Linked DNA regions of Homo sapiens: all the other regions are linked to region 1. Evidence: chromatin contacts called from ENCODE Hi-C or POLR2A ChIA-PET data. All regions are on one chromosome and are shown on one strand. Each heading gives the region's core, a stretch centred on a gene start or an enhancer-like site at or near the end of the contact. The rest is flanking DNA. Distances are from core to core; before and after follow the strand shown.

Region 1 (2,575 bases), core at 34-2,533:
CATCAATAGAAAGAAAGGAGGTGGTGGGAGGCACTGAGGTACAGATACCAGGTAGCAAAAGATAAACCAGCAAGCTTCAGGGGTACGTGAAAGCAGTACAACCTAGAAATTTAATACAGTGCTCTGGAGTCTGACTGCCTGGGCTTGCATCTCTGCTTCGTAACTTATTAGCTGTGTGACCTTGGCCAAATGGCTTAGCCTCTCTGTTCAACTTCCCACTGTGTTAAGTGGGCACAACAGTGGTACTTCAGAGGGTTGTTCAAAGAACTAAACATAATGATCTGTTAAAAGGTCTTGCCACGCTGCCTAGCATACAATAAACGCTCAAATATTTGCTGTCAATATTCTCAATATTCCCCTTATGACCCCATTAGGTATCAAGCCTAAAATGAATGCAGAAAGAGGCCCCAAACACGGTCGGAATGGAAACACAACTCTACATCCAACTACCATCTTTCCTCGATTAAGTTGAAAAACTTCTCTCAGGATTTACCGTAACATGCCTAGGACAAAAAGCTCCCTGTCTCCCAGCGCCAGAGGCGCCTCAATGTACACAAGTGTCGAGGCGAGCCCAGCGCACGTGACCTGACTCACTGCCTTGACTCAGTTGCCGTCAGGGAACTCCCACTAACAGGGTCAGGCTGTTCAACTGAAGAACCGGATGGGAACGCGGCTCGGCCCCCAGCGCCTGTGACCCATGCCCGCCGGGTGGGCACGGCGGCGGGCGGCGTGGGCTCTGACACCCTCCTGCTCGCCGCGCTAAGGAACTCCACTGGCCAGCGCGTCCTGCCGCGGCGCAGGGCCGCCCAAGTCAAGGAACCCTCTCGGGTCTCTGAGATCCAGGCCAACAGTAAACAGAGCGTCCGAGACGGGTGGCCGGGGCGGGCAACCCGGCCAGAGGTCACGCCCGACGACCTCCGACCTCTCCAAGCCGGGTGGGGTCTTGGCCTGCTCCGGGGGCCTGAGCGATGCCGGGTGTGCCCGCGTGGCCAGGGCTGGGACTGGAGCCTGCCCAGGAGGACAGGGAGGACGCGAGGCCCTGGCGACCGAGGGGCTGAGGGGGGGGATGGGGCCAGGCCGCCGGCCGGGCTGGGCCCGCTGCTTACCGCGGCCGCTGCGCTGGGGGCTCCGGGCCGGGCGCGTCGCGAGGGCTCCCGCCGAGGAGGAGACTAAACGGAGGACAGAAGCGAGAAGGTCCAAGTTCTGGTTCCAGGGAACTCTCCCGAGCTCTCCAAGCCGCCAACTCCGCCGCTGCCGCCGCCTCAGGCTTTATGGCCAAGACTCCAGGCCCGCTCCCACTTCCGCCACCGCCGCCGCCCCGAGCGGAAGTACCTGTCACGAGACGCTCGACGCCAGGGTGCGGGGGAGGAGCCCCGCCTCAACCTTGCGTCACGTTCCGGCTGCCTCGGGACTGAGCCTGGATCTCGTGCTACAAACATGTCTGCCCCCAAATGGTTGTCCCCATCTTTGAGGCTCATACAAGGAGCAGGACGGCGCCATGTTGGACCCACAGACAGATTCCCTCAGCCATCCCTCCTTACTCCAGAATAAATAATGCCACCGAAGAGGGGACAAGGGGTAAACTGGCCATTCCAGTTGTGTCCTTCTTCGAAAGGCATCATTTATCCTTACTTTAATTACTTAACCAAAAATTATTATCACCATTTTACAAATAAGGAACTGAGACTCAGTATATCATGTCACTTGGTCTAGCTCAACACAGAAACTGGTGGAGCGAGGTTTTGAACCAAGATCTGTCTGATGCCAATATGTGTTATCGTTCTAGTAGACTGCAAATGACTACAGCAATTGTGTGGCTCGGTGATAGAGACAGGAGAAATAGGCACTTTGTCTGGCAGAGGAGACAGCCCAAGAAAATGGAAAATGAGCTAAAGCCTCTCTGAACTTAGTATTAGAGAAGATGTGATAAAGATGGACCGGGTAGAACTCTTCTTGTAAGCACAGAGCAGCCTCCCAAGCACCAGCCCCATCCGAACACATCAGGATCCACTCAGAATTTTTGCCTCCATCTTCAACAATGCCCTCTCATAGTCTTTTCTTATTTTGGTTCATGCAAGCTCCATTCTTTCAATTGTTCCATCCAAAAACCTTGCAATTGTTACAGTAAGTAGTCAGACCTGAGCAGGGCAGGAGAGGGGCCACTCCCCGACCAGCAATGTGAGGCAACCATGACGTGGTTGTCAGGTTAAGCTGTCTCTCTAAAATAATAATTGGTTGCAGCCAGACCAGAGAAAGGCAGTCTCCCAATAGATAAAAACACCTAAAACTGGTGATCAGCAGCTTCCCGATAAGATCTCAGGAGTTGAGGGGTCTGGGGAAAAAAAAAATCTCAAAAGCTAGGCAAGCAGTCTCAACCCTGAGATGGTACAATGTCTGGGGTTTCCCCTACTTTTTCAACCAAAATTGGCTCTTTCCCCAAAACCCTCACCACCTATTCTCCTGTTTTCTCTATGTGTATTCTGAAATGGCCTTGCACACTGCAGAACCATCCGCCTCTGGGGTAAGTCCACTCTTTCTCTGCTTTCACTTTGCATGTGCCCAGGAGTTCAAGACC
Region 2 (2,575 bases), core at 33-2,532, 590 kb before region 1:
GGGCCTTTTACTCTGTCCACCTGTAAATGTTCCTGTCTCTCACTCTGGGAACCCCAATTCGCCAGCGTCCTGTCCCCCCTCACCCCTCCATCGCTTTTCTATGCTGGGCCTCTGGAGACTGTCTCCTGCCTGCAACCCTGCCACCCCCCAGCCCCAGCCCCACTCCTGTGCCCTACATCACCTACCCCCAAAGGGATCCCCTCTCCTACCCGAGCATCTTACCCTGGCCTCAGCTTCCCCAAGTGGAGGCTGCAACGGCTTCAACAAAAACTGTCCTGTGCCTTCTCTGCACCCCCAATACTGGAATCAGCAGAGATCGGGCCGCCAGCCTTGCACAAGCCCCCCCGGGGAGGGTGGGGCCCGGGACCCTCTCCAGGACATGGTCTCCTTTGCTGTGTTCCCGCCATCATTTCCCTGTGCACGGGAGAGGGGGAGGGGTGCACCCAGGAACTAAGAGCGAATCCCTTCCCCATCCTCTCACAGGAATTCCTCTGGGTGTCACAGCCTCACCCCCGCCCACCCTGTCCCACCCTGGAGCCCCCATTTGGCTTTGGGGGGACCGGCGGCAGCTACTTGTGGATTACAAAATGAGGCCCTGGGAACATCAGCGGCAACAGGGTGGGGGGAGCGGCGAGGCAGTGTCCCTAGAGAGGTCCTGCCGTAGTCCTCCATTCCCCGGGTTGTGCCTAGGCTCCCAGAGGCACAACCAGAACCCGGGGTGCAGCTGGAGAGTGCCTCCCATCCGCCATCCCCTTTGGATGGGGCGGAAAACCCCCGAGGATGTCCTAGCGCAGTTCACGTTGCCCCAGCCGACCACGTGAGGGCGCGCCCTGTGTTAGTTTGGACAAATTAAAGCTCCTCTTGCGGGCAGGCCTGGAGCCCCCCGGGCCGGGACAAGGCTCGGGTGCCCGTGGCGTTCTCTGGGTTGCCGGCCGCCAAGCTCCCGGCCGTGGGGCCTCCTCTGGGGCCCGCGCTATTGGCCTCCAAACGAGGTGCCCCCCTCCTCTCGCGCTCCCGCAGCCTAGGGTGCACCTCTCCGTTCGCCTTTGCTGAGCCCTTCCAGGACGCAAGTCGCCTCTCCACTGCGCCGGGAGCTCAGGCCCTGTCCGGGGCGCCCCGCTGCGGGCGCGGCGGCGCTGGAGAGGCGCGGTCCGAGAAGCCAGCGGCCGGAGAAGGGGCTCCAAGAAGCACAAGTTGGCGCTGGCCCCGGACCAGGCTGTTGTTGTTCTCAACGTGGTCCGCCATGAAGCTATAAAAAGCCGAGAGAAGCGCCCTCCCGCCAGAGCGCAGCGCGCACGCCCAGCGAGTTCCAGAGGCGCCAGTGGAAGCTGCGGCGGCGGTGTCTCGCGTTCGGCGGGATTTCTCTTCGCTCCGGCTCGGCCTAGGTCTACGTCCCCAGCTCCAGCCGCCGGCTCGGACTCGGTCTCTGACCCCCAACTCGGTCCCCTAGTCCGGCCCCGGCTCCGGGCCCCCCAACCCTCGCTCCGGCCCGGCCCGGCCCCCACCCCAGCCCTGCCGCCCGGCCCCAGGCCCGGCCGCGGCCGCTCCCGCCTGGAGCCGCCGCGCGCCCCCAGCCCCCCTGCACCCCCTCGGCCCCTCGCCTTCCTCTTCCCGGCGCGGCCCCCCGGCTTCCGCGCGCCGCCCGCCACCAATCCTCTTGCTACCATGTCCGTGGAGCTCGAGGAGGCCCTGCCAGTGACGACCGCCGAGGGAATGGCCAAGAAGGTGACCAAGGCTGGCGGCTCGGCGGCGTTGTCCCCATCTAAGAAGAGGAAGAATAGCAAGAAGAAGAACCAGCCGGGCAAGTACAGCCAGCTGGTGGTGGAGACCATCCGTAGGCTGGGCGAGCGCAACGGCTCGTCGCTGGCCAAGATCTACACCGAGGCCAAGAAGGTTCCGTGGTTCGACCAGCAGAATGGGCGCACCTACCTCAAGTACTCGATCAAGGCGCTGGTGCAGAACGACACGCTTCTGCAGGTGAAGGGCACCGGCGCCAACGGTTCCTTCAAGCTCAACCGCAAGAAGCTGGAGGGCGGCGGGGAGCGGCGCGGAGCCCCGGCGGCCGCCACCGCCCCGGCCCCCACCGCGCACAAAGCGAAGAAGGCAGCCCCGGGCGCGGCCGGCTCCCGGCGCGCGGACAAGAAGCCCGCCAGGGGCCAGAAGCCGGAGCAGCGCTCGCACAAGAAGGGCGCTGGCGCCAAGAAGGACAAAGGCGGCAAGGCCAAGAAGACGGCGGCCGCCGGGGGCAAGAAGGTGAAGAAGGCGGCCAAGCCCAGCGTCCCCAAAGTGCCCAAGGGCCGCAAGTGAGCGTGTCGGCCGGTCAGAGCGGCCGGCGTGGGCTTTTCGGTGTTTTTGTTTTTCTACCCCAAGTGACGTAGATTTTGTACGGCTCACGCCGGCCGGGGCCGCGAGGCCTGGTCTGAGCCTCAGGGAGGGGCCCCGGGTCCTCTCAGTCTTTCCCCTCCCCCAACGATGTAGCGTTTTTCGTTGTTTGCTTTAGGTTTTTGAAACAGCCCCGGCGACGCCTCTATTGGCTCTCGGCCTTGGCAACGGCCGTCGTCATGGTTACTGGCCC
Region 3 (2,575 bases), core at 38-2,537, 570 kb after region 1:
TTCAGAAAATGTTGGTACAGGCCGGACGTGGTGGCTCACGCCTGTAATCCCAGGACTTTGGGAGGCCAGGGCGGGCGGGTCATGAAGTCAGGAGTTTGAGACCAGCCTGACCAACATGGTGAAACCCGTCTCTACTGAAAATACAAAAAAATTAGCCGGGCGTGGTGGCGCGCGCCTGTAATCCCAGCTACTCAGGAGACTGAGGCAGGACAATCGCTTGAACCCAGGAGGCGGAAGTTGCAGTGAGCCGAGATCGTGCCACTGCACTCCAGGCTGGGCGACAGAACAAGACTCTGTCTCAAAAAGAAAAAAAAAAAAAGAAAAAGAAAATGTTGGTACAAGGGTGCAGTTGAATTCTATGTGAGCTTTAAAAAGAATGATGTAGCTTTGTGTACAGATATGGGGCACTCTCCAGACACAATGTTGAGTGAAATCGTGTCTAAAAGGATGAGGGAAAGAGGGATTTATACATACACACAGATATGCTTGTATTGACGTGGAGCCTTTCTGAAATGATATACAAAAACTGGTAGCAGCGGTTGGCTCTAGGAACGGGAATCAGACCAAATGACAGGTGAATGAAGACAGCCTTTGTATGTATACCCTTTTTGTAGCTTGTGAGTTTTCTTATTTTGAGTTTTCTTTACTTGACCATGTATTATAAACACATTTGGTAGGGATTTTTTGATTTTTTTTTTTTTTTTTTTTTAAGGAAGGCGCCTTGCAGCTCGGTTCTGCTGGATGGGAAAAGCTGAATCTCAAAGCCTCCGCTCACTTGCTGCGGAGCCCTAGGCAAGTCACGTCCGCCTCTTGGGGCGTCAGGAGCCCCACCAATGAGGTGGGGCGATTTCCCGTCCCGGCAAAGGCTCGAGCGAATTCGGACACGGGGCCCGGTCGCTCCGCCCGCGTCCCTGAGCCCGGCTCCCGCCCCGGCCCGCGCTCACCGCCGATGATGGTCCGGATGAGGGAGGCGTGCCCGGGGCAGTCGACCAGCGTGACCTGAAGCAGTGGCTCGCCGGGCTCGGGCTCGGCCTCGGGCGCTGCCTGGAACTCGGGCAAAGACGACCGCAGGCGCGCGGGCAGCGGCACCGAGAAGCACGAGAAGCCCAGATCGAGCGTGATGCCGCGCTCGCGGCTCTGCGGCTGCTTGTCAAAGGCGGCGGTGGAGGCTGTGGTGCTTAGCGCCCGCGCCAGCGCCGTCTTGCCGCTGTCGATGTGGCCCAGCACGCCCACGTTCACGTTCACCCGCCGCCCTGCCATGCCGCCGCCGCCGCCTCGGACACCCGCCCGGCCCGCCCCTCACCTCCCTCGGTAGTCGCCGCGGTCCGGCCCGTTAAGTTGCCCCCCCGTAACCGGCGCGCTGTGCACACCCGTTCCGGCCCGGAAGCTTCCGCCCTCCTGAGGCTCACGGGCACAGCCGAGCGCCGTGCTCCGAGTGGGTGGTCTAGGAACTGGAGGTCACCGTAGGCAGGGTTTCTCTCTCACGTGGCTCCTCCTGCCTGAAGCCTCTAGGAGCCCGAGATGGAGGGATCCTTCTGAGAAGTGAAGCCATTTGGACTTTCTGGGTGAGTGGAGACTTGGAGAACTTTTCTATAGCTATCAAGAGGATTGTAAAATGCACCAATCAGCGCTCTGTAAAACGCACCAATCAGTGCTCTGTAACATGCACCAATCAGCAGGATCCTAAAAGAAGCCAATCACAGGGAGGATTGAAAAAAGGGCGCTCTGATAGGACAAAAACGGAACATGGGGGGGCGAAGGGGGGCGGGGGGGGCGGGGTGGGCGGGGGGAAGACGGGGGCGGGGGGGGCGGGAAGACGGGGGCGGGGGGGAGGGCGGGGGGACGGCGGGGGGCGGGGGAGGGCGGGGGGACGTGGGGGAGGGGGCAAATAAGGGAATAAAAGCTGGCCACCCCCGCCAGCAGCAGCAACCCTCTCAGGTGCCCTTTCGCATTGCAGAAGCTTTTTGCTCTTCACAATAAATCTTGCTGCTGCTCACTCTTTGGGACTGTGCCATCTTTAAGAGCTTTAACACTCACTGCGAAGGTCCGCGGCTCCATTCTTGAAGTCAGCGAGACTAGGAACCCACTGGAAGAAACCAACTCCGGACACACTTCCAATCATTCATACATTTCAGCAAGATCTTACCAAGTGCCTGGTGGGTTCCGCTGGGCTACAGTGCCCGCTAATATTACATTCAGGGGGTGAGGGCTAAGTCAAACAATACAGCCTGAACCAGACCATTTCAGAGAGCGAGAAGTCTCCTAGGGAAAATAAAAGCTGAGATAAAAAGGAGCAGGAGAGGGAGGATGGACAGCTACCTAACTGTGGGTCAGGGAAGACATCTAGGAGTTGCTGTTTGAGTTGAAACTCCAGTGTTGAGAAGGAGCCAACCATGGGAAAAGATGGTTTGAAGATGGAAGAGGACAACATTATCTCTGACTCAGAAATTCTCACCCTGAGAGTCTGTAGCCTGGGCTTAGGAGAGGCCACAAACCTCTAAATTGAACGCACAATGTGTTGTGATGTGCTCTTGCTAGACAGAGGGTCGACAACTCTCACTAGATTCTGAAGTGT

The links. Hi-C counts contacts between places; a loop is a spot of excess contacts on that map. ChIA-PET counts read pairs that join two places held with the same protein, here RNA polymerase II (POLR2A). Pooled maps may share reads with other maps.
Region 2: a loop to region 1 is called in a pooled map, with 4 times the contacts of the local background. The contact joins the promoter of H1-10 here to the promoter of RAB7A in region 1. A Hi-C loop is called at or near these places in 8 of 50 pooled maps. POLR2A ChIA-PET finds 5 or more read pairs at or near these places in 3 of 52 experiments (HCT116, activated naive CD4-positive, alpha-beta T cell and naive thymus-derived CD8-positive, alpha-beta T cell).
Region 3: a loop to region 1 is called in a map of ascending aorta, with 15 times the contacts of the local background. The contact joins the promoter of EEFSEC here to the promoter of RAB7A in region 1. A Hi-C loop is called at or near these places in 1 of 168 maps with a recorded cell type or tissue (ascending aorta), 1 of 37 single-sample maps with no recorded cell type and 8 of 50 pooled maps.

Annotation. Positions count from the first base shown.
Region 1 is chr3:128,724,891-128,727,465 of GRCh38, reverse strand. RAB7A (RAB7A, member RAS oncogene family) reads right to left here and starts at 1,283. Exons shown (of 6, transcript NM_004637.6): 1 at 1,107-1,283. RefSeq lists a silencer at 860-1,149 and enhancers at 416-1,400, 1,430-1,559.
Region 2 is chr3:129,314,993-129,317,567 of GRCh38, reverse strand. It overlaps H1-10 (H1.10 linker histone), which reads left to right and starts at 1,282. Exons shown (of 1, transcript NM_006026.4): 1 at 1,282-2,575. The coding sequence starts at 1,666. The coding sequence ends at 2,307. It overlaps H1-10-AS1 (H1-10 antisense RNA 1), which reads right to left and starts at 1,297. Exons shown (of 5, transcript NR_026991.1): 1 at 223-1,297. RefSeq lists silencers at 804-1,143, 1,944-2,073, 2,454-2,575.
Region 3 is chr3:128,152,193-128,154,767 of GRCh38, reverse strand. EEFSEC (eukaryotic elongation factor, selenocysteine-tRNA specific) reads right to left here and starts at 1,287. Exons shown (of 7, transcript NM_021937.5): 1 at 945-1,287. The coding sequence starts at 1,260. It also overlaps a transcript of RUVBL1 not described here. RefSeq lists a silencer at 777-1,296 and an enhancer at 1,427-1,656.